Regions from separate parts of the Mus musculus genome. Here region 2 is linked to region 1. A link is a loop called in an ENCODE intact Hi-C map of the cell type or tissue named here. Cell type or tissue: left cerebral cortex. All regions are shown on one strand.

Region 1 (2,500 bases):
GTTGAGAACAATGGGAGATGCAGCTGGAGCATTGTAGGACATTAGTGAAGAAAGGGCTTTTAACCCACTCTTATCCTCTAAGCCTCAGCATCCTTCCTCCATCAGATTCTTTGTTCCTTCCAGAGTAAACATGGTCCTTACATCTGTGTTTCTTAGCATGTTCCTTCCATCGCTGCAGTTTCTACTTAGTTCTGGATACTTATGCTGTATATGTGCGTGCATGCATGCGTGTGTGTGTATGCATGTGTGTGTAGATATATGTGTGCATGTGTGTACATGTATGAATATGTGTGCATGTGTATATGTGTGCATATGTGTATGTGTGTATATATGTGTGCATATGTGTGCATATGTGTGCATGTGTATATATGTGTGTATGTGTGCATGTGTGTATGTGTATGCATGTGTGTGCACATGTGTGTATGTGTGAGTATCTGTATGTGTGTGTATTTGTGCATGTGTTTACCTTCTACTAAGTGAACTTCACAGTGTAAAGAACATGCCCTAGTGATATTTTCCTCTTCGCTCCAGACATGTGATAACCAACTAATTATGATCACATGCATGTCTCATTACGGGTGTGCAGGTTTTGGAGAGGATTTGAGGAAAGGAATAGCATGAGGAATGTGGGAAGTCAGTCATAACAATGCATACAATAGATTTCTGGGAATAAAATAAGGGATATAGGCTTGCAATAGAGGCATTGGGAAGTCATGTCAGGGCTAGCTGATAAACTGCACCACTATCTACGTGAGGTCACCTGTTTGTGACTCTGAAGACCCATGCCACATATGCACTTCTTTGTGCATAGTAACTAATAACCCTCCACGGAACAGCTCAGTGAGAGTGAGCTGAGACTAGGCTCGTTAGCAAGGACAACATTACTAGTAAATGATAGCTAATGCTTACATAACAGTTTTCATATGCCTGGCATGGTCCTAAGTGCTTCATATGAAAATCACGTCTCTCCAGCTGCACATTTCATATAGGAGAACCGAGTGAGGAGAACCTCTGAGAATCACAGTTAGCATGCGAGAGTGTATGTTAAACGGTAATGCTCAATTTAAAAGGAGTTCTATCATCCGATGCTTTCTATTTTATTCTAGCCAATCAGGCATGGCTGTTTCAGTCAACGTCACTAGAACTAGCAGAACACACTCGCGTCTCAGTTCTCTGTGATCTGCTTGTTTCGGTGCGTGCGGACTTGAGTAGAAAACTGGAGATCATCTCCGTTCAGGGAAAGGCTAGCTCTGTTGTGGCCGATTGCTAGAATGTCTCAGCTCAAAAGGCACTTGGAGCCATCCCAGTAAGACATAACGAATGTGCAGGAGCCAGGAAGCCACCAGCCCCTAGGAGCAGAGCGGGAATTATGGGTAGGACCATAGCAATTGAAGCACATGATTTCCACCTATCGATTTCCGGTCTCATTTTTTATCTCAAGTAGCTTTATGACATGCTCATCACTTCTTTCAAAATTTCTTGTTGTATTTCTGTGAAGACTGGCATCAACAGGCATGAGCAATTCTAAACGTCTTCTCTGTATCCCCATCTTCATCAAGTCACCACACAGGGAGTGGCCAAAAGCAGCTCACAGGACATGCAGAATGCGGACCCAGGTATGTGGCCTCAGATTCGTTCTCCGCAAACTGGGACAAGCAAAGCCAAAACAGGATAAAAACTAAACGCACAAACACACCTAGTGTATGCTGGTCATTAAAATAATGCTAAATGTAGGTGGCTTGACCGAGTTTAGGGACATACACTATCACAACAGTCTACAAAGGACTGTGAAATGTGACCATGCAGAGCTCGTCCAGGTGGGTCTGTCTGTTAACAGCAAATGCTGGTGTGACTGAGTCACTACTTCAAGCCATTGAAGTTGAACTCACGCATGCGCCATAGCTCAGGCGCGCACCCCCTCCCCCGTGCGGCAAAGCTGCGCGCACACTCTATATTTCACGCGACCCCTCCCCTCCATGCTATTTTATTCTAGGCCACCAGAAAATTGGAGCTGTTTTTTCAGCTCTTTGAGAACATAAGCTCTTTCATTAAGAGAACCCGAGTTCCATGCCACACACAGCTTACCTCCACTGCTCCCTGCATGGTCTTCCACTCAGCACCACAGGAAACTTTCAACATGAACCTTTGCCCTCGACACAACGATGTGCCTGTGTGGCAGGGAGGATGGGGTGAGTGGGAAGGTGGAGTCCCCCGTTGTTCTCTATGAGATCTTGCTTCCTCAACACTGTTAGCAGGGACTTCTGCAGCCACAATAGAATTCTGGGGGCAACGTGAACTTACCGTCAAGATGACTTCTTCGCGGGACTCGACTGGAAATGGTTCTAATTCCAGAAAAGCGCTAATCGGTCCTGAAGTGTGGTCAACTTTGAAGTTTCAGTAATTGCCTCGCCCATTGCTGTAATCTAAATTCCCCCCGCCCCCCATAAAGCTCTGCCATGTAGTGAGGCTACTCTGAGATGAAGTAGTTTCTGAGGAGCGG
Region 2 (2,500 bases), 270 kb after region 1:
ACTGTAAATCTCAGAGTTTTGGTAGATTGGCCATTATCACCCAAGGAAAAAGTGACAGAGACAGAACTCACACCCTGGACTTGTAATAGCAATCCCAGAGCGCTTTGGGACCATATCACAATGGCCCCCATTCTAGTGAGAGACAGTGATGTCACCGCAGTAATTTCTGCAGCAGATGGGGGAAGAGGCCAGGCCACCAAGGGTCACAGGAGGTTTGCAAGCAGAGCTGAGACCTGATCAAAGGCTTGCTGTGGAAAGATTGGTCTGGTGACTTCGGCCTGGACCCAGGCAGGAAAGCCCTGCTGGGAACCGGCTTGCCCCTCTGGACTCCTGTGGCTCTTTGTTTATGCTCCTGGTGCAGTGTTGATCTGCTGTGGCAAGCTGGTTATTTATTTATTTACTCCTATCCTACTACCCACCCCCTGCTGCGGACTCGGCAGGATTTAAGGTGGCTTTCATTGTCTTCTATTTCATCACCGTGTCTATACAACCATATCTCAAGTATGTCTGCTTGATGGTAAGGCCAGCAGAGCACAGACAGCGTCAATTTTGAATTTTCAGGCGCACTGCATGTTTGACATGCCGGGAGTGATGTTTAAAGTTTGGTGAATGAATGAATGAGAAGGACGTCTGCGAAGACAAATGGGGTCAGTCAGGGACATGGCTAAATACATCACAATAGTGGGGCACTTTGAAGTCATATGCACTCCTTGATAGGATGAAGCAGACCAACATGAACTTAAATGTGAGAGGGCTGTGATCTATATACTGTTGACATATAGAATACATATGTATTATATATGGAATAGAGTGCATGTATGTGGTGTGGTGCCCAACTGCCCAAACTCGCTATTCATTTAGAAATATTAAGAGTGGTTGCCTCTGGAAAAAGTGTTTGGATAGAGAAGACTCAAGTGTTAGGTTAGAGGTTGTATTCAGGGTTATTTTGTACAGACTACAAAGCCCATTTTACAACCTGTATGACTTCCGTGTGTCTGGAGAACTTGGAAACCTAAATTATATATGACTAAGGACCAACGGTGGAGCTTCTCAGTGAGGGATGGAAGGTACCCGTGTACTCCTCCCCCCACCCCCCAACACACACACTAAAGGTTCTCATTCAGTTTCATCACGGGAAGGCTTCCCAGTTTATACCAAGATCTATCTATCTCTCAGCCAAGCATCCTTCCCTGGAATACCCGAGCCCACACCTCACAGGGCACGCTGCCCCACACAGGGCATCTGGCCCCCTTTGATCTCTTTCCTTTTCTAAGAATTTTAACCTCCAGGTGTGGCTCTCCTGCATGGAGCATTTCCAGGGGCTCAGCTCAGCTGTCTCCACCAGCAGCTTCTGGAAGCTTCAGGATGCTTTTTCATAGTTTCAGTACAGTTCCAGGCAGCTCAGTCCCCTGTGTCCAAGCCCCTCCCTCCCTCCCTTCCTCCCTCTTTTGTAATCAAGGTTGGTGTCACATCTGGTTCGTTCCTCTTATCACCTCTCTATTTTGGTCCCCCGCCTCCCTTCCCCTCTTCCCCATTGAATAATGATTATTTTTTAGACTACAGTTATTTTAAGGATAAATCTGTGTTCTCTATCCATGGGACATAGGTTCAGGGAGACGCAGAGGTCTTTTGTTTGTTTGTTTTTTTCCTTTATTTATTTAATATAAATGCTCACATCTTCATTAGAATTAAGATGTCCTCCACTAGTCATTTGTTGGAGATACATGTTATTCTCCTGTACAGTGAGTTTGCTATCTACCACCTTACCTCCAAATCCCTTCCCCAATTGCATCAAATACCATTTATGCTCAGTTCTCCTAAAATTTCAAGTGTAACCAATAGTTTAGTTTTATCAGAACCTAGTATATAGAATTGTGTCTTATACAGTCAGATAAACCACTTCCTAACAACCTCAGAAGCTGAGGAAGCCCCCAGGGACCTAAGGAGAGCACAGCCCCTATGCATACTGTGTGCGCCACAGTCCTGGCTCCTGCCCCGTCGCTTCTGATATGCTACAGGTCTCACGCATGATGTAGAGAACCAAACCATGAGCTGTGGACAAGAAATCAGCCAGAAAGGTTCAGAACTGGGACTAGAGGGTCACCCAGGATGAAAGCACTGGCGATGCCTCGTTTTGACGAACGTACTTGTGAAAGTCAACAATTTCAAGGCATTACATCATCTCTATTTCCCTCTCATGGTCCTTTCTGAACTCCAGGCACAAAATGAACCTTTCAGAACAGAGTCTGGGGTAAAGAAGAGTCTAAGTGGAGTTCACAGATGCTCCTCACATGGACAAGAACAGAGGAGACCGGGGGTGGGGTGGGGGAGTTGCAGAGGAGGAGGTGGGGGGCGGGACAGAGGAGGAAGTGGTGGGGTGTCAAAATGAGAAAGGCTGTGTTGGTGGAGTAAGCATAGACATATATAAGGTCTGTAGTATATGTGTCTATAGTAGACTTGGAATATTAGTTAGCTACCCCGAACCTTGCCATGCTTTTCT

Evidence for each region. Hi-C counts contacts between places; a loop is a spot of excess contacts. Peaks named below come from ENCODE experiments on the same cell type or tissue, not always from the same donor. Only the 100,000 strongest peaks of a DNase experiment are listed, where the experiment ranks them.
Region 2: it touches region 1 in a loop (2.0-fold over the local background); 4 of 42 quality-filtered maps call a loop at or near these places.

Annotation. Positions count from the first base shown.
Region 1 is chr10:120,842,527-120,845,026 of GRCm38, reverse strand. All of the region lies in intron 4 of Msrb3 (methionine sulfoxide reductase B3), which reads left to right. Among named protein-coding and RNA genes, the nearest start is that of Gm15910, 14 kb to the left of the region's middle. In left cerebral cortex, no CTCF peak of the experiment used is centred here; a DNase peak (open chromatin) is centred at 1,169.
Region 2 is chr10:120,574,059-120,576,558 of GRCm38, reverse strand. No RefSeq gene overlaps it. Among named protein-coding and RNA genes, the nearest start is that of Gm34952, 47 kb to the right of the region's middle. In left cerebral cortex, no CTCF peak of the experiment used is centred here; no DNase peak of the experiment used is centred here.